3 separate regions of the Mus musculus genome follow, and regions 1 and 3 are each linked to region 2. Evidence: chromatin loops called from intact Hi-C (ENCODE). Cell type or tissue: heart. All regions are shown on one strand.

Region 1 (8,000 bases), 87 kb before region 2:
ACATTAGTAAACTACTAAGTTTCCTAGTTTAGTGGAAAAAAATCAGTTAATGGAGCAGCTGGAAGTCCTAAGGAACTACATAAAGCCACTTGTGAGGTCTAGGAGAAGCTTTGGAACAGTCCTGAGAAAATCTAGTGGCAACCCAGCTATCTAGAATCAAAAAGCATACAATACCCTTAGTGCCTTGCTGAGATCATCTTTTGCCCAAGATATGTAAAGAAGCTCAGGATGTTGGCTCATCAGTTTGACTTTCTTATTTTTCTTCTAAATTGTTTTGCTCTTCTCACTCATTTGAATGCAATGTAACCATGTGCTATGGTATATGATCCACATACTCTTTGGGCTCCTGCACCATATCTCGTCTTTAAAAGATTTGCTTTCTCCAGTCATGTTAGCATTTTTTAAAACTAACTATAAGAATGAACATATGTGTATATATGTTTTTTCAAATATCTATATCTACCTATATGTATGTATGTATGTGTGTGTGTGTGTGTGTATGTATGTATGTATGTATGTATGTATGTATGTATCTATCTATCTATCTATCTATCTCTGTCTGTCTATCTATCTATCTATCTATCTATCTATCTATCTATCTATCTATCTATCTACATTTGGAAAGCTAATCATCCGGGCACATTTTGTAGAGCTGATGTTTTGACTAGGCATCTTTCAGCACCTGAAACTATTCCTTTGTGTAGAATTTCTGCTCCAGTTCCTGCTTTACTTGAACCACCTTAGAAGAAGCAGAATTGGCTGAAAGGTAGAGAACTCTAGGTTGAGAATCCAAAGCTCTGTTCCCACAAGAAGCTCTAATCTAAGAGAGTTACATAAGTACCAAGTCCCTGGGATTCTCTAGGTTGTGGCATTATGGCTTGGTAGTAGTGATAATGAAAAATGATAAATAAAAATAAAAATAAAAATAAAAATGTGTTTGTCTTCAAAGAAAGCATCCTAGTTTTAATCTCTCCTTGTAAACATGGGTGTCCCCTTTTCAATTGTTTTTGTGAAGCTCTCTAATTTGGGGACCCCCCCATTTTCAAGGTGCCAAAAGCCTTTCTTCTGGAAAGCTGTGGAATGTCACTCTTATCCTCCTTCTTAGGGATGAGAGTGGCAACAGTGAGAAATCCAGGCAGGAATTGATCATAGTGCCTTTGAAGGGAAAGCAGTTTGTTTTCGAATGTGGTGGTGGTGGTGAGAATAACATTTGGCATGAGGTTGCACCTAGGAAACTGGCATTTGGGATCCACTTGGAGAGAATTCACATGAAAAGACAGAGGCTGTAATGCTGAGAGCCCAAATGGCGCTGTCAAAACTTCACAGGTGATCACTGCAGGGCAGTGCAGAAGGTGTTAGAGAACAGTGTCATTTATTGAAATGTATCTGCTGATTTAGCCTTTGCTAATTAAATGGTCCTCATGATGTGTGTTTATTTAGGGACAGTTATGAGTCTGGCAGCAGCAGGGGTTTGGTCATGTGGGAAACAGAATTCCTAAAGAGAGATGGCATAAGGTTTGGGGTCAGGGTTGGATTAACTTCTTCAGGGATGTTGGCCTTGTCAAAATTGGAAGACTTGGAGTGATTAATAGCCTTTTTCGTCTCCACCGTCCATGACCTTTTCTGTATTTCTTGGAAAAGGCAAACATTGGGACCACAGTGAGCAATTTTAGCACTTGAGAATATTTTCTGTATTTTGTTGATGTCCGATGTCCTGCAACTCCCACTGTCACTGTTTCCCTCTGTAACAAGGCAAGGGTGGGTGGGGCTTGGCAGGAAGAGAAAGGAAAAAGTAAAGCTGACCTCAACATCTTTCCTTGCCCCCGCCTCTCATCTTTAGTTTTCCTGGTGTTCCAAAAGAGTCAGAAACAGGTATCATAGTGGAAACCACACCTCATTCCTGCTCCACAGGCCCACATCCCTGGCTGTTCCTCTTGTTGCTTTTACCTCAACTGCCTGGGTCAGTGAGGGTGGAGGAGGGGAAGTCACTCCAAATGGGATCATTTGGGGTAGAAGGGATTCGAATTTCAGCAAACTGTCAACATAATAAACCCCACTTTAGTTCTTTCTCAAGGAATATTTATAGTGTATAGAAACTACATGCTGTTAATCAATTAGTGAACTGAAGTTTAATCTTCACAGGGACAAGGTCCATCTTTAGAAAACTCCGTACTCCCTAACACAATGCTGGGCACACAGCCAGCACTTGTTGATTTCACAAGGAAAGTGGTTGAGTTTTGTGTAATGAGGTCATCTTGGCAAATCATTGAGCTGCTCTGCAACTGTGCTTCCACATCTGCAAAGACTTTTTACCTCCCATAGTTACCGTAAAGCTGAAATGAGATGATGATTTTAATAAGGACACTTTCCTGCCTCTGTCTGCTAACCCCTCCCCTTTCCTTCTTTTATTCTGTGTATTCTAAACATTGCATCTCAAGCCAGGAGAGAAGATATGTAGTCAAGAAAAGTGAGATTGACTCTGGCTAGCTTTTAAATCAAGCCTTTCTTTCTAAGAGAATATTGCCAGGCCACTGGTCAAATTTTTGGTGAATGGGATGCTCATGAGATGCAGCAAAACTCAAGCTAGAAGAATCTGGTTTTCTGCAGCAAGGTCAGAGATGAAAAGAATAAATAGGTAGGGAGGTGGAGACCAAGGAAAACTGGAGTGGCTTGAATGTTATTCTTTTGGAAGGGGGGTGGGCTGAAACAAGTAACTTTGTAAACATATCTCAGAAACCTCCCTTACATGTTTCTAAGTCTACAGTCCCTCATACCCTGGTATCTTAGTCCCTACCATAAATTTAAACTTATCTGAGTCAAACCTTCCCTTCTGAGTCTTGGTGCTGCAAAGATTAGACTCGTGTATCAGCTTGATTTAAAGGCAAGAATTTCCCCATTTTTTTCAATTGACATTCTGGACTATTTTAGTGGCGTGCATAAAAATCAAAGGACAAAAAAAATCACATTTTTAAAAACAATTTTGATTCTGGCCTTTGTTGCCTAAGGAACTGACTTGGCCTAGAAAGCTGCAGCAGGCTGTACAGCTAGTACCCAGAGCCTCCTGTTTCCTGTTAGGTGGAAAAATACTAAAGATGGTCACTAGATGGCCCTCTTGTGTCTCTAAAGAGGCCGAGGAGGCGGGGCTCCCCTCAGGATTGAAGTAAACGGAAGCTAAAACGAACAGAACTTTCTTTTTGTTTTTTATTATCTACATGCAGACGCTTTTAGTCAGCTAGCTAATAAATTCCCGATAATGAAAGTGGTTTGGGGCCCTTCATTTAGTTAGTAGTATTGTTGGAATGCAATAATCTCTGGCACATATTAGGGAATAAAAGAAGTCAGAAAGGAAAGGGTGTTAGGATTATCTATAGACATAGACTGGGGGATGGAAGAACTATTGTGTGTGCAGGGGGTTGTAACTGTCACTGTGAGCTTGGGGGTGGGGGAGGCGATGGGAAAGAATGGAAGCAGATACATATGGCCCCCTGCCTCTCTCAGCATTTGGCCTTCTGTAAAAGCAGTTTGGTAACTGAAAATACTTTGGTGCTCTGCTTGGAATAAGAGGGGTGCCTGGAATGTGAGCAGTGAGCAAGAAGCCTGGGAAATGGTGCCATTGCGTTAGGGAAGCGGGTTGTCTTTGCAAAGGCAGAACATGTCTTTACAATGCGATTGCAATTACAAAGGTAATGCCATTCTACATGAATTGAATTCTCCTATTTATCTTTAAAAAGACAGCAGAATATAGACATTCTATTAGCACTCCCTAAGGTAAGAGAGGTCCGCAGTCTTCTTAGCTTGTTGTGTGCATCTTTTCAAATGCCACGGCAATGTTAATCATTTTACCTGAGTAATTCTTCCATTTCTCATTACCTGGGGGATTGGTAATGGCCGAGACTACTTCTCAGACTCTTTGCTCCCGCTCAATCAAGCCGTGGAGGCGCCAGTTTACTTTTATTGATCAGCGGGTTCCTGACAGCCTTCGCCACAAGGAAGCGGCATCATCCTTTTTTAACTTAAAGGGGAACAGATCGCCTTAAAGTTTACAGCTAAGAGCTTCTAAGCATAGCATGCAAACATTTTAGCATGCTGCTAATTGTTGTGTTTAAATAGTCCCAGCCATATTTTAGAAAGCTGCCAAACACGGAACTCACATCCCGTGATTAGATAGCAAAGCCATTTCAAATGCCTTTTTAGACCTTTTTAATTAGACCAAGCCGCGCTTCACCACCCCCCCTCGCTGACATCAAAGGTAAATAACTATGATAAATCAAATGGCAGCCTTCCTTTAGCAGCCCCCCCGCCCCCGTGAGGTGCGCCCGCGCTGCCTGCCATGTTCAGCTCTTTCACTACTTGCCCATTTCTCTAAGGGTGTCTGAGAAAAAAAAAAAACCTGAAAACAAAAACAAAACTGGGCGGGCCACAGGACCGACTCTCTGAAGCCACCCTTTCAGCAGTCTACCCACAGCTCTAAGTGATCAAAATAAAATGATTCTCACTGCAGATGCCATGTTTTTTCTCCCTGATGTTCTGGGCTGAATTGCATTTTAATGTGAAATAAACCCCTTGAGCCAGGCGGACCAGGCACTTTCTCCTTGGCCTTGGCTACACTTTCAGACGGTCCAGTCTCAACCTCACTAGCAAAATAATTCCTTTGTGTGTGTGTGTGTGTGTGTGTGTGTGTGTGTGTGTGTGTGTGTAGGCTCTCTTGGCACTCCCACCACCAAGGTAAAGGCTGCTAACCTAGCTCCTTTGGATGATATATTATTTTAAGCATCTGGGTCGCTCTTTGTAAGAAGATGGCAGTTTTGGGGGAAAAAACCCCATTATGTGTTCAAATGCGTTTTTCATTTTCGTATTTAATTTTTTTGAAGGGCAAAAACGAGTCTCATTTTGAGACTACGGGTTCAGGTCAAAGCCGCTGGGCTAATTATGAGTTTCTTCAACCAAGACTCCCAAATAACAGACACTAATAACTCAGAAAGGAGGTTTGCTCTATCCAAGAACTGTGAATTCAGAAGCTATTTCCCATCCTCAATCTGTAATTTAAAAGAAAAAAAACTGGAAAAAATGTTCATCGAGGGCGCATTTGATTCTTTCCGCTTGAGATCTTAATTAAGAGCCTAAGAGCCTTAGATCTGGGCGGGGAAGAGTCCACCTCTGTTTCTAGGGTGCCTTTGGTCCAAAAGGCAGAGTAAGCTTGATGTCAACCCTGGCCACGCCGGCCTCTGGCTTTCCAGCATTGGCAAAGGCTACAGCTGCCACCGCCACCCAAGGAGAAGTGGAAGCCCCCCTACCCTCCAGACAGAACCGGCCCCGGGGAACACTGAGCGCCCACCACACCATAGTGGGCTCACGGCGGCTAGGGACCTCGGCGCGCCCACTCCGAAGCTTCTGTCCGGGTCTGGGCTCTCTAGACGCGGCGCGGCGCGGCGCGGTGGCGTCCGCTCTGCTCCGCTGGCTTTTCTCAAACATAGTTTATTTATAGGAAGCTAAATTGTCCGATAGGGTTGGGTGAGGGGTGAGAAAATGTAGCCAGAACCCTTAGAGGCTAAGTCCTTAAGCCACCGATCCCTTTTGATTAACTAGAGACCTGAGTGAGCCAGAGTGGACCAGCAGCCCTGCAGCAGCAGCTGCTGCTTCTCTCTCTCTCTCTCTCTCTCTCTCTCTCTCTCTCTCTCTCTCTCTCTCTCTCTCTCTTCCTCTCTCTCTTTCTCTGTGTGTGTGCACGCGCGCGCGGGCGCGCTCGAGCTGGGGTGTTCCCAGGAGTGTATCATCTTCCCAATGAGGAAGGATAAGGATAATGGTTTGGGTGGGTGGCGGCCTTGGTCTTGGCAAAAGTGAAGATGCACTGGCCAAGAGCTTGATGAATGACCATAGCAGGGGCGCTTACTCCTCTTCCTTCCACTACCAGAGAATAAGAGAAAACAGATACAGAAATGCTGAAGAGTGAGACAAAGGAGAGATAAAGAGAGAGAGAATATTGCATTTAAAATATGAAGATACCTGAGAGAGATAAACAGCAAGAAAAGAAAAATCAAACCCTCATCTTTTTCTGTAATCTCTGCAGACAAGAGATGCAAAAAGGGCTCTGTTCCGAGGCTGACTGAGCTTCAGTGGCAGCACACCTCAAATCTGGCCCACTTCTCCTTTCCTACTTTGCTTGTCCCAGGCCAGTCAGGTACCCACCCTCCCCTTACCCCCACTCCTGCAGGGGCTCTGCAGTTCAGGGTACTCTACTCAGTTGGGCCAGTGTGTAAGTTTCCGCTTGGCCCCGCCTCCCCCGGCCTCTCTCCTCCCCACCCCCCCTCCCCGCCTCGCGCCTTGGTCCCGCCCCAAGACCGGAGCCGCTGGGCTGCGCGCTGATTGGCTAGTGCCTGGCGTAGCCGGGCTCGGCAGCTCGGGCTCTCTCCGGCTCTCTCCAGACTCTGTGGCCAGTAGTTTGCGGCATCGGGAGGAGGAGCAGCAACAGCAGCAGTAGCGGCAGCGGCTGGCTGAGAGGGGAGACGGGCGAGCGGGTGCAGACGGCAGCACCAGCTACCGCTCACCATGCCCGGCTTGCCCAGAGGGCACTGGCATTCACTTCCCTAGCCCCTCGCGGGCTGCGGCGCAGTGTCCTCCCTGGCTTTCCAGCTGAGCCGATTCATCTGAGACCCGAACCTCTCGCCCCAAACCCATTCCTTCCTGCTCTCCCCCTCTCTCTCATACTCCACATTCGCACTTCCCATCCACACATTCACTCTTCCTCTCTTTCGAACATCCACGAACAGACCTCCCCTGCGCGCGAGCGCCGGGGAGGGAGGAAGCCCTAAGCAGGGCTGATAGCGCTTCTCCTGGAGGATGGGATCCAGAAGCTCCCGCAAGTAAACTTTGGAGCCGACAGAAGCCCTCGACCCTGGCAGCTGCCCAGGCGGACCCCAACAACATGCGGCTGAACTAAGGAGGGCTTTCTTTGGCGGCGGCGGCGGCGGCGGCGGCGGCAGCGGCAGCGGCGGCAGCGGCGGCGGCAGCGGCGGCTGCTGCGGTCCTTGAAGCTACACCCCAGCCCAAACCCAGGAAGGCAAAGAAGCCCCGGGTACCCGCGACTGCAGCCCCGCCTCTTCTGGCCGGTACTGTAGTAGCTTCCTTTCTTCACCTTCCCATTCCCCGTGTCCCCTCCCCCTTCCCCGGGGCAATTGGAAAGAGCAGGACTTTGATTTTCTTGGACAAATTGCCATCTTCCCGTTTTTAGAAACTTAAGGCGGAGGCCTGGGCTGCGTTGGCAACTTTGATTTCCGAGATATAAACGCCCGCAGACCCGCAACTGCTCTGTGGGAGGAACCCTGCGCCCACCTCGGATCCTGGGCAGACGCACCCCCCACCCCACGCCCTCGGACACCAACCTCAGCGCCCGGGAGAGTGCTCTCGCATCTCTCCCCTCCCCCTTCCTCTGCCCGCCCCGGGACAGCCCTCCAGCTCTGCCAAATCCCTGGGAGCCCACGGATCTTGCCAGGAACTCAGACTTCTGCCTGCGATCCCCCCTTTCCCTCTAACAGGCCTTGAAGAGGCCAGAGGGCCCCCCCCCCCCGGATCCCGGAGGGTGCGTACCAGGCGGGAGCTCCCTCCGCAGTGAGCTGGGCGCGCTGGGGGGAGGTCCTTGCGCATGCCAGGTGCACAGACTGCGCGCTCGCCTGCCCCAGTGCCGGTGCGCTGCGGCGGGTCCGGCAGTGCCTGAGAGGCTGCGCCCCCACAGCCTTCCACGTCCGCGCCCCGAGTCCACTACCGACTCTGCTGCTTGTGGCCCTCTGGGGCGTGCGAGCGCCGCTCGAACCGCAGCCCTGCGCTGCTGCGGCCAGTCCCGCCTGGCTAACTTTGAAAGGGGAAAACTGAGTAGCCGGGCTGGAGGGAGGGGGCTCGGGGCTGCGCGGCGCTCCCTGGGCACCCCGGAGCCCCCGGCCCCCCAGACAGTCTCTGCTGAGACCACTGCAATCTCAGCATTGGAGCCTGCGCGGGTTCCTCCCGCG
Region 2 (8,000 bases):
CCCCAAGGGGCATGTTTGATAGGACAAGGTGTATCTACAGCTTTAGCATTTGTATAGTTCCTGGCTTTTCACTTTCTTATATTTTATGTTGATTTGGCCTGCTGTGTTATCTGTGTCTCTGGCAATCTGATTTTCCACAGTATGCCAGTTGAATCACAGCTTGTATCTTCTTGCTTTCCTACTCTAGCTTTGCTGGTTTCTTGCTCCCTTTGCTATATACCTACCCTGACTCCTGCCAAATGTCTGATAAAATCAGTCTTAAGTTCCTGTTTCTCCTTGTTTCCTCTGATTTGGACTCGTTTTTGGTTAGGCCTTCTTTCTTTCTTTCTTTCTTTCTTTCTTTCTTTCTTTCTTTCTTTCTTTCTTTCTTTCTTTCTTTCTTTCTTTCTGGCTTATTAGAGTACAGGTTTCCTGAGGAACAGTCATTCTAGATTTGCTTTGGTTGATAAAGGTTCTTGTTCTATAGCTCAGGATGGTTTTGTATCAGCCTACTTTAAGCAATGAATACAGGCATGGGCTGCCATGCTGGGCTTTATTTGTGTGTGATAGTGTATATATTGTTAACTATAAAATGACTATTTCTCAATGATAGTGTAAAATTACTTTTTCACATTGTTAATATATACAACGGTCATCTTGAATTTGTAAATCGTCATTATTGCATTCTTTCTCCTTCTATTTGTGGGTATTTTTTTTTTGATTTTTAATTGCTTGTTTTTAATTTTTTTGTTTTGCTTTGCTTTTTTGCTGCTATTGTAGTTGTGGAGATGGTGGTAAAGTCCTGTTCAAGCACATAGATTGAAATGCAGGATCTGCACTAAGTCCCTATATGATCTCCAGCACCTACTTTTCTCTCTTTGAGCCCACCCCCATTCTTTATGTATATTACAGGGTCCAGACTGCAGTGATTTAAAGGGGCTCACTGTTGCTAAAGTTCTATTTAGCATATAGTAGTTTATCTAGCACTAAAACATTATTGGAGGACTCTAAGGCTGAGCTTTTGTCTGTTTCTAAAGAAGACGATGTGTCAGGAAGTCTGACTCTTAGTTCTGAGGCTTTAGTATATAAAAATCCTTCCATTATATTGTGAGGTACATGGCGTAAAAATTGGTCAGTTTAAGTTGTGTTAAACATTGCGAGATTCTTGCTCCTCTTTGGCTTTTGTTTGCATGCGTTTAGTTGTCAAATGTGTGTATTTTTGTGTAAGTGGTCCTCTTTCTTCTATACATTCCAATTCATGTTCTCATCTTCCTTCACCATTTCTGAATAGTTCGCAATTTTCAACTTAATTAGGTCTTTCCCCTAAGTGAAGAGCGCAGCTGTTTCCCCTCTGATGCTTTGGCAGCTGCCTTTGCCTTTTTCAAAATGGAATGATTAGCTCTTGCCTTTGATTTCTTAACTGGCCATTGGTTCAGGACTCCTAGCCCATTTCCTGGATGTTAGACCTATCAAAATTCCATGGCCAGAGTTGCTCCAATTTACCTTGGGGGCCTTGCAGTCTTCTGGGCACTTAATGCATATGGTATCTGGGCTTTATCAATCTTTCAGAACTGCGTTTATGTTACTGTTCCTAGTGATTATATTGTTTAGCCTTTTGAGAAAATGATCTATGTGGAGAACTTAGCCTAGTGGAGAAATAGAGGGTAAAACATCATAAATATATTTTGTCCTTGAATTAAGGTGGCCTCATTTGTCATAGGCTCTCTACTTTGATTTTAAAGGGCACTCTTGCCTATCCATCTTTTTGTTTTAGTTATATGTGTCACTATTTAAGAAAGTGATTGCATTGGTGGCGCACGCCTTTAATCCTAGCACTTGGGAGGCAGTGGCAGGCAGATTTCTGAGTTTGAGGCCAGCCTGGTCTACAAAGTGAGTTCCAGGGCAGCCAGGGCTACACAGAGAAACCCTGTCTCAAAAAACAAAAAAACAAAACAAAAACAAAAACAAAAACAAAAAGGATAGTGATTGCTGTTTTTCGATAGGTGTTTTGACTTTAGCTATCTTACTGGCCTTTAATTTATGATTTCACTTTCATTATTGGGATTTCCGTTTATCATGCCTTTCTCTTGCATTCAGAATTATAACGCCAACTTTCCTGTTCCTTCCCACCTCCCTTCTCACAGTATGTTCTGGGCTAATCAACAGGAAATCTTGCTGTATTTCCAACTTAGTACTGCCTTTCCAAGCGCTTGTGCTGCAGCCTCTTTTGTTTGCCTGTCCCAAGTGCCTCATTCAATTTAATTCTGCATACTTAGTATATTAGGCATTTTGTCCATATTTCCTGTCTGAAGTGTAGTTTTTGAATTTGAACACATTCTTCGTGTATGTGTTTCCCTCCCTTAAATGATGAGATCTGTAACAAAGATATTAGCTCTGTGCTCAGGAAGAAAAGAAAGCACAAGTGAAAGAGCATCGCTCGTGGTCTCTGGGGGATGCAAGGCCCAGCGTTTGAAACAGTTGTGTGCACAGTGTAACTGTATCTGTCTGCCTGCATTATGACTCCATTTGGCAGCTCAAGCATCAAATACTGTTTGTGCTGCTTAAGTTTTCATAGTTCCTCCTACCACTAGCCCTTCTACTCAGAGCCCACCCTGTGTTCATCTCCTTTACTTGCTTCTTTCCTATTAGCCACATAAAAACTTATTGTTTAATGCTCTGTTTCCAGGGACTTGTTAAACAAACTGCTTTCGCCTTTCCAAGTAGCACTTGCATCGTAATGTGAATACAACCCAAACAAATAACCTGGGAGGCATTTGGGTCATCAGTGGAGCCTAATGTGATGCTGTCTTTAGACGTGGTCTTTCTTAGCACACTTTTCTTTGTATTCCGCCAGTACTTGGGTACACAGTAAAGGATGGGACCAGCATGGGCTCCGTTGCTGCCAAAGAGGTCGAGCTTTCCCTATATAGTTACTCTTCTTCTTCTTTTTTTTTTTCTTTTAATTATTCTGCCCACCCCAAAAGCTCAGTCTTATTAGTCTTTTATTCCAGATTGGAAAAAAATAATGCCAAGAACCCATAGTTATTTTAAGTGACTTTCAGGAGAGTTCCATGAAGTTTCGGAGCTTGGATTGAGAGGCTTGCTCCCAAGTGCACGTTCTTAGACTCCTTTGCTAGACTGCCCTTAGGAGGAAACATCTGACCCTTTGTTCAAGTCACTTTGACTGAGAAAAGCTTCCTTCTGATGTTCTATGGAGGTGTAAACTTCCTTTAGGTGTGAAGCAGGTTAAATCATGAGCGGCTCCAGTAAATATGGTTCGTGGTTCTTGCTCTCTTGAGAGAAACTTGCCTTTGGACAAAGGGTTGGAGCAGAAATGTTTGCTTTTATTTTTTTTTCCTAAGCAGTTTGTAATCTTCAGTACTTTCTGTGGCTTCAGGCTCTCAGTAGACATACTGTCAAGCTATGATCAAACTTACCCCTTCTCTTTTCTTTACCTTAGGGATGGATGGGGCTGGGGAAGGGTGCTCCTTGACATTGGTGAGCGAGAATATGACAGATTTCAGGTAGGGGTTCTATGAAGGGGAGAACAGGCTCATCTATACTCTCATGTGTCAGGTTGGCAAGAAAGCCTGCTTTGGTAAAGCCATTTACTCTGCCATTTTAAAGATAATGATAAAATGAACTCTATCATTAGTGGGTGGTCGTGTTTTCTGGTACGACTGCTGTTCCATCTGGAGGAAGTTATCACTGACTGCTGCTTATTTAGTAGCAGATAGAAAGCTTCACACCTTTGGGCTGCTGCAATCATGATAATGAACATTCTGTTCAGAAGGGGAGCATTCAGGCTCTTTCCCAGTAGCCCTTATCATGACACTGGGAATTTAATACATTCATTTATTCTTCTTTCAAGAAATAGGATTAAATCCCAAATGGAGCAGGGAGCAGTCTTATCCTTCTTTGCATGATTTTCGAGGGCTGTGCAGTTCCAGCTGTGTAAACATGATTGCAGAACTTAGGTATTGTCTAGTGGGGGAGGACTGCAATTTGGGTGAGGCACGCCATGGCTGGGATGGAGCCAGACATTCTTCCACCCACTTTAGTCCACACCCTGCGGGGTCGGCTTGCTCAGCTCCTAGAGTCAGAAGTGAAGATGGAGCAGCTGGAGTTAATTATACTGTTTTATAGCTTCATATCAGTAGGGGATGAGGACTAGGCAAGGGTTAGAAAAATTTTAAATCATATCCTTATGATGCTGCACTTACAACAGTAGGAAACAAAGAAATGGCAGACATTGGACAAATTAAGAAAATGTAAAATATTAAATGCCACAAGAAAATCTAAAAATGACTGTTGAAACGGCAGCTGAATTTACACTCCATTTGTTCTCTATGGTGACTGGAATGAAGGCTGGATAATATTTAATTGATAGGAGAAATGTACTGTTGTACCCAGTATCTGGAGTCAGCTATGTTGTTTAAATTATGATTCAATATATAATCTTACAGACATCTAATATCTGGGCATTATTGTTGTGAAATAAATGTGATTTCTTCAAAATAAATGCAAATATTATAGGGCATGCAATCCTTAATCCAGGCCTCTCTCCACAATTGCTTAGGAAGTTGGCTCTGCTCACTTCAGTAGTCTAAGTTCTAGTAACTGGAGGGACACATAGGCATACGTATTCCTGAACTTTCTGAGGATGTGATAGCTTTAATGACTTCAATTTTCCATCTTATTCTTGGGGGAAGGCAATCGCCAGGTAAAGCAATGATAGCTGGCTTCCTAATGGGTGTAGATTTTAAGACACATTTGTGATCTGGGAAGAAGGAAAACATTACTCTTTTTAGTACACTCATGTAGCATGAGCCAGTTGGTGATCTTCATTCTTGATACAACTGGTTTTTGAAGGATTTCCTTATGATTTGATCTGAGCCTGCTCCATGAGAAGAAACGAATGGCTGGTGTTACAAACTTGGTCAAGAGCCCATGAAGGAGGAGATCACGGGCCCAGGGTTGGTGGTGCTACATACTACTGATGCTTTGCTAAATGGACAAATTCTCATTGAGGTATTTCTATTTATACCCATAGATTACTGATCCTCTCTTAGTCAGAGAAGCTTCTTTTTGTAGTGGGTGATAGCTAAGACAGAGACTTATTGCTGGTCAAAATCCTGAGAATAAGTCATGTGGAACATTCATCTCTAAACAGGATATCTGTACCACCCCTCCAAACCCCAGGGAATATCAACAAAAAGGGAGAGAAGAGATTATAAAAGGCATAGGGTGAGGAGCATGCTCTCTTGTGACATGATCAGGCTATTACAGTTATGAACAGCCAATAACTGTGACTACATGCACAAGACCTTCACATACCAAAAATGTAAGAAGGCAAGGAGAAGGTGGTTGGGAAGATAAGAGTCAGCCGATGTGGGAAGGGTGAATAAGACAGTAATGTGGATGGATGTGACCACAATTCATTGTATGCACATATGTGCTTGTCTTCTATTTAGATAAAAGTGTGATAATTTTCCTGAGCCATTCACTTTAAATCACTATCTCTCAAAATATTTACAGGATTGGAAGCTGTGAATTGAGGGAAAAAAAGGCTGAGTTGATAGAGCACCAAGTTTGAGTCATTCTACAAGTATTACAAAGTAGAAAAGTGAAGAAAGTTTAGTAAATTACTGTTGAAGATAAATATTGGAATTTTGGGGAAATCAGAGAATCAACACACACACACACACACACACACACACACACACACTTTTGTTAATAGCTGTGGGATCCCAGAGAGATGGGAACATGTCTGCAGAGTACCCAGCAGGAAATGTATGGATGCCTCCATCTTCCATCATATTCAACTGGCATGGGGGAAGTCTTGTCAATATTAGCCATGTGTTGCCTCTGAAACTTCAAACTGGGACACCTATTAACAGTGTGCTGCATGTTGTAATTGTAGCATCTGCAGAGCATCCCATAACATTTAGCTGGTGGATGCCTGTCTGAATCATTAATTGTGAGCATTATGGGTGCCGTAACAGCATTGGAATTCCTGCAACTAAAAGGGAAACACATTTGGCTTGTACTTCATCCACAATCACTTACACTTAAGCTATTGATAGTTGATTGGGATCTGTAGCATGCTGGGTTTGTGCCATGGACCTCTAAACATATTTGATGGGTGGAACAGACAGGGAGGCTGTGGGTTTTGGCAAGCTGTGGCTCCCATTAGTCAGGCTGACTGTGTCTGACACTAAAGATTCCAATTCACTGAGATGAAACTTACTTCTCTAGGCTTTGGCTGATGGCCCAATGATCTTAACGTGAAGGGCAAGAGAGAGCCAGTGTTACATTAAGTTGCAAGTCTCCAATGAGCAAATAGTTGAGTCGTTTACTGAATAGTCTGTTTTTTCCCCCTTTTGGAAAAATATAAAATTTATAGCACCTTTTTAGAAATTGAAGACTCTTCTTAGATTTAAAATTTTTGTTGTATAGCAAATGCTAACCATTCATTTTCCTTATAGGGAAATGTGAACTTTTTCAAAAGGTATGTAGACTATGTAATTTAATAGTTAATATTCCTGTCCTTAAAGTTTTCATCTTGTACATGTTGCTGCTAACATATCCTACTAAAGGCATTCCAGACACAGCTGTTTCTAATAATAGGAGGGGCCCCATAGAAATGTCAGGCATACTCTGAGGGGGCTTCAGTGGAAAGAGGAAATGTGTTCAGAAAATGGACGGTTTCCATTATCTGTGGCTTTCCTGGCAGACACTCACCCATTGCTATTGTCTATCATTGCATCCCTGTAGCTAACCAGGGTATGAGGTTTTTAGTAGAAAGTCTTGCTATGATGAAGAAAAGCCACAAAGCTGGAGGAAAAGAGAGCCTGGAAGATGAGTGGATATTTTGGTCACAGCAGAAAGGAGCTGAATAGAGCTAAGGAAGACGAGATGAGGACAAGCAATGGGAATTAATCCATGAAAGTACTTAATATTTAGAGGTTGGATGAAGAGGTTCATTGAGCAGCAGAATCTCCTTTCATGCAATGTCTATGAATATGATAAGGTTTTGTAAAGGCAGTTCAGTCTTAAATACACTAGAGGAGCTGGCAGTGTATGGTTCACAGGGTTGTTCTGTCTACTGCATAATCAGTCTACTATTCCACAGCCCTGAATAATCTGTGGAATGTGGTCAAAAGAAAGTAAACAGTACAGATGGGTGATTTCCTCTCATGCAAGTTCTAGAGCTTTCTTAAACAAAGGGGAGATGTGAGCATCCTTTTTAATGTCTACTGTTAGTTTTTGTTTTGTCTTGATAAGAGTCTCACCGTGTAGCCTAGATAGCTTTAAACTTGTCAGCCTCCAGCATCCTCTTACTCTGGCGATATCATTCATTATAGGTATGCACTACCACAGCCAGTCACATTTAGTTTCTCTGGAATAGAGGCTGGCCTTGAAATCCTGACCCTCCTGCCGATACCTCTCAAATCCTTGATGATAGATGTATACCAGCACAACAAGTCCCATCTACTTTCTGTGCAGTCTGCTTGATAGCTCTCTTTAAATTTTTATTGCTTCATCAAAGCTCCTGGGAAACCACTGAGGCATTTAGATGCTGTGATTATTTTTAATTTTAAATATTAGTCAGTGTTAACGTTTTTTTTTTTTCTGGATCTCCTTTGTCTAGTTGGGTGGTACAGAAGGAAGGCCAGCTCTGTCTTCATTCCTCTTGTAAACAGACATGCCCAGGAGAGGTTGTTTTTAATTGTCATGCAGACCAGAAAACAATCTTTATTTCAGTCTGTTGAACAACAGCACAAAAATACTTCACAAGCACTGGGTTCACTGGTGTCTTTTTAAACAGCCATTACATAAGAAATTAGCTTCATTCCACAATGTTTGTCTATTTTTGTCTTGGTAAAATGATTACTCATTTGTTCAACTACCATAGATCTCCTATATCAGAATGGACAATAGCATGTTAAAAACGCAAACTTTTCAGTTTGTATAAGCTCTGTTCAAAACTTTGTGCTCTGAAGAGTACAAAAATTCCC
Region 3 (8,000 bases), 53 kb before region 2:
TAGGAAGCTCTGGAGATGGCAATTTCATGGACCACTGGCTTGGGGTTGTGACCTGCACTTTAATAAATACTGCCTCCAAACCTTTCTTCTCCTGTGACCTGCTGCTTCTGCAGACCTAGGTTCTGTTTCAGGGCCAGTGGTTTTTCTTCTTGCTTTCATGCAAGTGACTTACAAATGAATATTAAATAGCTAGTTCATGGAAAAAAAAACCAAACCAAAAACCAAAAAACCAAAGAAAAACAACAACAACAAAAAACTTTTTAGCTTCTGTTCCCAGACACATCTTTCTTCATCCTAGGAATGAGCTCCTACTAGAAATATATTTTATATCATGTTCTTAGTTTCAGGATAAAATATGGCAGTGGCCAAGAACACGGACTCAAATTCCAGTAAGGCCATTTGGGGACCAATTTATGCTTTAGGGAAAGGCCAGGAGGCTTGGTGAAGGGAGAAGAGGAAAATCTTGACTGTTTCCTATAATGTCTACATTAGATACATGTGTGAATCCTGAAGTAAAAACATTCTTACTGTAAGTGGATCATTGCCAATGAAATAACAGGCAGCTGAATAATAATTTGTCAGTATTGTTCACTAGTTATAACACATGCACAATACTGATGGAAGGTGTTAGTAACACTAGGCACTACATACAAAGAGACTCTGTATTTTCTTAATTTTTTGATAAATCTAAATGTGTTTGAAGGGCAAAAAGGAAGGTTTTTAATGTATCAGAGATACTAAAGTATTTTAAGGCAAAATATATATTTTGATTTGTTTTAAAATATTCTAGGCCAAAAGAGAATTAAGGAGGCTATAGATTTGAAAATGATTCATAAAACATTAATTATCTAAAATGGGTAGTGGTCAAATTGAGTTTTAGGTTAGCTTGCTTTAGTATTTTTTAAAGGAAATATAAACAATCAAAATTGTTTCTAAAAATACCTTAAAAGTTAGATAGCTTGGTGCAACCATTTTTTAATCAGGTTCTTCCTAGTCCTAATACACCAATTTTCTCTTTTAGATAGCTAGATATTTTCCTGCTCAGACCCAGCTGCTGAGTACCACCAACTACTTTCTGTTCATTTAAGTACAGGCACCCTTTCCCCTCTTGTCTAGCTTACAGAGTTGTAATCCATGCACGTATGATTAAAAAGCCATCCAAATGCAGCTCCCGGTTTCTTTTGCATTTGTACTGGCTTTGTTCACTAGGTACGTTGTTGCTTTGCTGTAAACCACAGGCCCAGAGTAAACCTCAGCTGTGCTGTAGCTATTTTCGACGACAACTTTCTAGTTGCTTGTGTGTAATTGCCCATATTACATCATCCTAACTATTGTGAAATGTACAAAATGCAAAGCTTATCTAATGATTCACACCAGGTGGATAGCTCCTTTTGCAAGTCCTTTTATAATCAGTTCCTTACAATAAACAGATCACTCCACTTGATTCTTGTTTTCTTGTTCAGGACAAAGGTAATTTAGTGATTGATAATGATGTACCAAGAGAGAAGTGGATCGTATACATTGTGTGCTGTAACACTGACAGTCTACCTAAAATGTTCCATAGGCTATGTTTTCTCTTAGTGAAAGCAAAGAGCCAAGGGGGAGAAAAACTCCTTTTAGAGTAAATCAAGTTAACACAAACCCAAATGAAGTTTAATATTGCTGTCTCGAATACTGGAGGGGGAAAAAAATCTATTTTTAGGGACTAGAAGAATTTTAGTCTTCCTGGTGTTTCAGAGTTTGTCCTTTTTTTTTTGTCTTTTATGATGGTAGGTGCATGCCATACAAAAGATTTTTAAATGTATTCATTGCTGCAGTGTGGTAGCCCATTTTAAAGAAAGTCAGGCATATACAGCTTAGACCTTTTAGTTCTGTCTTATGGTCGTTAAGCATTTGCAGGCTGAGTAATATCACATGTTTACTCGCCTAGAAGATGAATTTTAAAATAGTAATATTTATCTTTGGCCTTGAGCTTTTAGAAATTGCACACAGAGCCCAGTGTGGGCAGTTGTCTTAGAGATAAGAATTCAAATCAGGAAAGGAGGAGAAGATTCCTTAAAACCTAAAGATCAGATATAGATAGATTATATAATGCTGAACCTTCTTATTGCTGCAAAATAGTCTTTATAAATACTGTATGTACTCATTAGACCAAATGAGAGTACCCAGAGCTCAATATTAATTGGTTCAGTATCAGCTGATAGCCAGTTTGCAGGTTACAGTGGAATTGTTATCAATATAATGTTTTTATCAATTTCTTGGTTTGTGAAATTAAATAAACATAGCATAAACACTCGCAGTGATAAGTTGTTGCAGAGAAAAGTGCTTTGATTTGGAATTTGGAAACAAAATTAGAGGTGATTGAAGCAGAAAGCAGGCTGTGGCATAAGATTTCTGCTAGCATGTCTTAGAACGACTAAGAATATATGGGTCTTTGAGAGGAAGAACACCCAGAAAGCAGAAACTTTGGGGGAAATGTTTCACAAAGCTTTCTTAAAGGTTGAATCAATCCCAGTGGATCTTTTATGTTGATTGGGTTATTTTTGCTTTGCATGGGTATACTCAGATTCTAATCCTATGCTTCTCTTTGTCATTGTTCCTTCTATTCTCTTAGAATCTAGATACTGGTTAAACAGTGGTAAGCAAAACTGATATGGCTCTGACTTCCTGGAATAGGCCCCTGAAACATCACCAATAAAAACATCTCAGAATCCTGAGAGAAAAAGTATAAATTCTTATGAATGGGAAAAAGTCTAGGGAATTAAGGAAGTAATATCTGATCTCGCCACAGAAAGCTGTGGTGGAATAGTGTTGTGGTTGCTGAGGTGTGGATTTGGAATGAAATCTTTAACTCAATCTCAGGAAGCTATTCTCTCCTCCTGTAAGATGATCTCAATCTGAGTGCGGATATCTTGAATCTAACACATTGGCTATGAAAGTGGAAAGGAGCTGAGGCAGGAAGGTTGTGGTGCTAATGCCAGAGTCTACCATGAATTCTGCAAAAAGCAAATTTATTCCTGAAAAGCAGCCATGCAAAGAAATCTATTTCAAGACAAGGAAGCAGCCTGCAGACAGCTTCAGATGGCTGATCTGTAGCTACAAGCCTTCCACTCTCTGCTCAGTTGTCTTTGCTTTGGACACTTCACCTCACCCCAACATGTTTGTGGGTGCTGTATGGATGGACCTCCATGGAAAGGTATTTGTGATGCATGCAAGGCTTAGCAAGGCACATTTGTGATGTGGAATCAGAAAGGGGTAAGGAAGTGTTTATGATTCTCTATTTTCCTTGGCTAGACTTCAACAAACTAGTTTTCAATCCACCCCCTTCCATCCAGACACACCAGCATCAACAGCATACTCTGGAGAAGAAAGGTGTCTTTGCTTCCCTAGTTCTTGTTTCCAGGCTCTTTTTTTTCCTCCCTTAACTTTTTTTTTTCCCTGTGAAATTCTGCCTGAAAGTCAGCAGAGGGCGCACAGATGCACAAAAACCCAGCCTCTATTCCGCTGGCCACAGTGATTTTATCATCTTTATCTCATCTTTACATTCCGCAGAGACAGGAATGCATAAGAGACAGGAATGCATATCCACTGCCCACCCTCGCTTTCTCTTTGTAATATTTTCATCAAGGAAAAGTAGTTTCCACTTGTTTTGTAAGGGTGGGTAAAGGTTACTGTATAGATAATCAGAAAAAAATATCTCTTCCTGAGATCTGTGATGAACTCTGTGTATGTGCTTCCCCCCGCCCCACACACACAGGGAGGGGCGGGGAAAGAGAGAGAGAGAGAGAGAGAGAGAGAGAGAGAGAGAGAGAGAGAGAGCGAGCAATATCTTGGGAGTTGCTAGTACCATACGTGACTGGTTTGGAAAGGACTTTTTTTTTTTTTTGCCAGTAGCAAAGCAGACAGTCTGGGTTCCTCTTTGCTTTCCCCCGGCTGTTGTCCTGCTAGCAGCTGCCCTGCTTCCTGACATATCCTAATAATGAGGATGATGTGGCCAGGGGGAGATTCAGTTTCTTCCCAGTATGACTTCCTCATTGAATCTGCCCCTTGCTGTAGTCCACAGAGGATTGTCTCCTCTTAACAGTGTGCCCTCTTCACTCTGCCCAAGGTCAGAGTATCCAGCTGTGGTCTGTCTGTACCCAACATCCCTGGCCACTAGTACAATCTGCATACATCTTTGCTAAGTCTATGGATGATATGTGAGAAGCAGAGGAAAGCTAGTTTAAGCCTGTACAAGGATGTCTTGGCATAGCAGTACTGATGAAAGCAGAGACTTGTGTCAATGACATAATCAGAGAAGACACCCAGAGCCCAGCTTCAGAGAGCAGGGAGGAATGAAGCTCAGTGCACTGTTCTGACAAAAGCCCCCACACTTCAAATCTGTCTGCCCCAAGTGCCAATCTCCTTCTGATGTCTTAACCTGACTTTTGTTCGAGTTTGCTCAAATGGTTCTGGTGCCACAAAGAATTGCCTAGCTGCCTGGTTGCTATACTGTCTAGCACATTAATACAAATGCAGGGTGCTTAATAACTAGTTGTTTCATAATGATAGTTATATATGATGAAGAGGTAAGTGTGTGTGTGTGTATCAAGGATAGTTGTGGCTTCTCCTAAATAATGGTCATGTCATCTAAAGCCATTTTTTTTCATGTAAATTTTCTTACTGTGACCAAGCTTGGAAAAGAGTCGTATTGAAGAGCAAGCTATATATATATATATAAAATCTGAATTATTTCCCACTATGCCTTTTGACTTTTCCCTTTGGGACTTTAAGGTATCTGTTCCTTTTTCTCAGAGATCTACTTGGGCAGACCACATGTTAAATTCTGCACCCAGCAGAAACACTATCACCGTGTGTGCCAGCAAAACGCTAATGCTGTAAACACAACGGGCATTTACCAAGTAACTGTTTGTGATGGAGTAAGTGGTGCTGCTGGCTTGCTCACTTCTGGATGGCTTCTCCACGATGGGAGCAGCATTGGGAGTTGGGCCCAGTCTGCTCCTTGGTCTAAATGAACAACTTCAGAAAGTGTTTGTATAGTTAGGTCATTTCTCAAAAGTCTGCAGTCCTGTGCTGAATACTTATCCGGCTTGGTTTTCTGCTTTTGGAACAAAGGAAACTTCCACTGGCCAGTCTGCTTAATCAGCAAAGCTTTTTCCTTCTTCACTACTAGTCTGTATTGGGTTTGCTTCTACTCCAGTACATTGCATTTCCAATCACATCAAGCCCTATTAGGCTGTCTTCCATTCATAGTAGATTAGATTCCCTTACACCTCACTGCCTAGCAGGATTTTTCTCTCCATAATGTGTAGAGTATTAGGTTCCCTTACATGGCTTACTGCTTGTTAAGTTGTGTTTGGTGCCGCATAGTATCGGCTTCTTTATCTCATCAACAGTCGCCGGGTTGCTAATTACACACTTGCACATTCACTTCTCTTGCACATTCTCTGGTGTGCAGCTCTCCACACGCTCTGACCTCACACTTCAGTGCCTCGGGCAGTTCTGTCTGCTCCCAGATTCTGTTTACTTCAGCTGTGTGGAGTCATGCATCTGTGCGTGAATCATGCATCTGTGCACCAGGGTCCATGCTGAGTACTGCAGCATTTACAAAGGAATGCAGACTAAACTCCACGAGGAGTGCAATCTCCTGGAGTGGGTCCAGGGCAGAGCAGTGCATAAGATGAAGGACTCCTACATGAAGGGTAAGCGGGTAAGCGTTAGCCTTATTCCTTTGCTAGAACCCATTTGGTATTTGGCATAAAGCTCGTGAAAAGGCAGCTTGTTTATTATAATGACAACACTTTGTCTTGTAATGAAAAAAAAGTTAAGTGAAAAAAAAAAAACATATAGGAGAGTCCACTGAAGTTACTGACAGAGTTGCGATAAACCTCTTGGGTCTTTTAAAATACTCTCCTAACAGTCTTACTTTCTCAAGGACTTTATACCCCTTAAGGACTCTAGAAGAGAGTTATCTGGCAGAGAGAAATAATTCATGTATGCGCTCTTCTCTAACATGCCTCTACATGGTTTGACATAAAATACTGTGCAGTTTTATTCATCTCTGGAAGTTAAGGATCCAAAACTAATACAAAGCAGAGTGAGTCATGGTTTCACACAGGCACCCCGAAGTGGAAGAAACATTAGCAGTTGTAATTTTAGCACTCAAGAGTCTCAACTTGGGGGTAAATTCACAATCTCACCTTTCAGAGTAGTGTGACGATTGTCTAATTCCTTCCTCATGTTGCTTCACATTCCTTGACCTCTGGGTCAGATCTTGTTCCAGGTGGTTTAGTGTAGCATTCCGGTAATTACCATAAATGAAACTTCCTTTTTTATGCATTTGCCATAGTCTAAAAAACACCCAAGTTTACTGGCAACAAAGGGACGTGTTTTGTGTCTCTTTCTGCCAACTCAACTGGAGTACTTCCTGAATGCCAAATTTCTAATTTCATGTGAACTGTACTCATAGCCTAGTCTGGAGCTTGAAATAACAAATAATCATTTATAAAGCAACATAGCAATAATTAAAATTATTTGACATAGGCATTAAATGAAAACAGATGCTGGTTGAATATTTGCTGCATTTATTTAAAAAATAATGATTTATTTATTTTTATTTTATGTGCATTGATGTTTTGCCTGCATGCATGTCTGAGTGAGGGTGTCAGATTTCCTGGATCTGGAGTTAGAGACAATTGTGAGCTGCCATGTGGATGGTAGCAATTTAACTTAGTTCCACTGGAAGAGCAGTCAGTGTTCTTAACATCTGAGCTACCTCTCCAGCATCTAATACACACACACACACACACATACACACACACACACACACACACACACACACACACACACACACACACATACACACACACATACACACACACACACACACACACACACACACACACACACACACACATACACATATGTATGTTGGTCTGGAGCTCTTATGTTGACCAGACTGGCCTCAAGCTCAGATATTTGCCTGCCTCTGTCTCTTGAGTGTTGAGATTTAAGGCACTCATGACCACCCAGTTTTTTTTTTTTCTGAAAGATTTAAAATGTTTTTCTTTATTCTTGAGAACTTTATACATATATACAATGGAATGGAATCATAGCTACTCCCTGCTTTTCTCCTATGATTCTTCTGTATTATCCCCAACAGGACTCTTCCCAAGTTCATCTCCTTTTCTTTTTTGATAACCCACTGAGTCCATTGAGTGCCACCCATATGCGTATTTGTGTGGGGCCATCCAGTCTAATATGGGCAACCTACCAGTGGCCACATCCTCAAAAGAGAATGATTCTTTTTCTCTTCCAGCATTTTAAAATTGCCAATAGCTCTTCATTAATGTGTGTGGCATGGGGAGTACCTCCTTCATCTATGTAAGAATTCTGGCTGGTCTGTTCATTGCTGTATATTCACAAGTATGATTGCTATAGAAGTTCAGAAGATAGTACCCCACAGCACTCCTCTCCAGGCTCCTGTGCCATCTTTAAAAATCCTTGGAAAGAAAGGCACCAGAAAATACCACAAAATAGAAAGCAATCGCCTTTTCAGTATAGGCAGCTTTTACATCTACTCTGATTGAGTCCCATGTCCAAAACACAGAGTATAAGATTCATATTTTCTAATCTAATTTGTTTAGCGTAAAGAGACTTTGCTAGGATGAAACATGACAGCAATATTCAGAACTCATTTTCCAAAGGTCTGCTACTATTTGGAGCATTTGGACCATATCACTGTTTCATTAGAATAACATGTTTATCTTCAAATGAAATGTCCTTTTATTTAACCATATTTATCACCAGCAAGATAGGGAGCTTTTCTTTTCTGATACTTGCTTTATTGTGTAGGCTTCACATGAACATCTCAACATAGACTTTATACTTTCCCTGAATCTCCATGAGCTCCTTTTGTACAATGCTGGATCGTCCTAACCTCTCAAATACTCCTGTCAAGACATGTACTCTCATAACTCAAAATGTTTCATGTTTAATTC

What was found. Hi-C counts contacts between places; a loop is a spot of excess contacts. Peaks named below come from ENCODE experiments on the same cell type or tissue, not always from the same donor. Only the 100,000 strongest peaks of a DNase experiment are listed, where the experiment ranks them.
Region 1: it touches region 2 in a loop (2.7-fold over the local background); 3 of 42 quality-filtered maps call a loop at or near these places.
Region 3: it touches region 2 in a loop (2.5-fold over the local background); 2 of 42 quality-filtered maps call a loop at or near these places.

Annotation. Positions count from the first base shown.
Region 1 is chrX:133,687,421-133,695,420 of GRCm38, reverse strand. Pcdh19 (protocadherin 19) reads left to right here and starts at 6,428. Exons shown (of 5, transcript NM_001105246.1): 1 at 6,428-8,000. It overlaps Gm26851 (predicted gene, 26851), which reads right to left and starts at 7,641. Exons shown (of 4, transcript NR_153117.1): 1 at 7,585-7,641. In heart, a CTCF peak has its summit at 3,101 (motif pointing right); DNase peaks (open chromatin) are centred at 2,200, 3,110, 6,430, 7,500 and 3 weaker places; H3K4me3 peaks cover 4,529 bases; H3K27ac peaks cover 682 bases; H3K27me3 peaks cover 1,845 bases.
Region 2 is chrX:133,600,479-133,608,478 of GRCm38, reverse strand. The region is part of intron 4 of Pcdh19 (protocadherin 19); the gene reads left to right. Among named protein-coding and RNA genes, the nearest start is that of Gm26851, 83 kb to the left of the region's middle. In heart, no CTCF peak of the experiment used is centred here; a DNase peak (open chromatin) is centred at 4,008.
Region 3 is chrX:133,653,624-133,661,623 of GRCm38, reverse strand. All of the region lies in intron 2 of Pcdh19 (protocadherin 19), which reads left to right. Among named protein-coding and RNA genes, the nearest start is that of Gm26851, 30 kb to the left of the region's middle. In heart, a CTCF peak has its summit at 3,465 (motif pointing right); no DNase peak of the experiment used is centred here.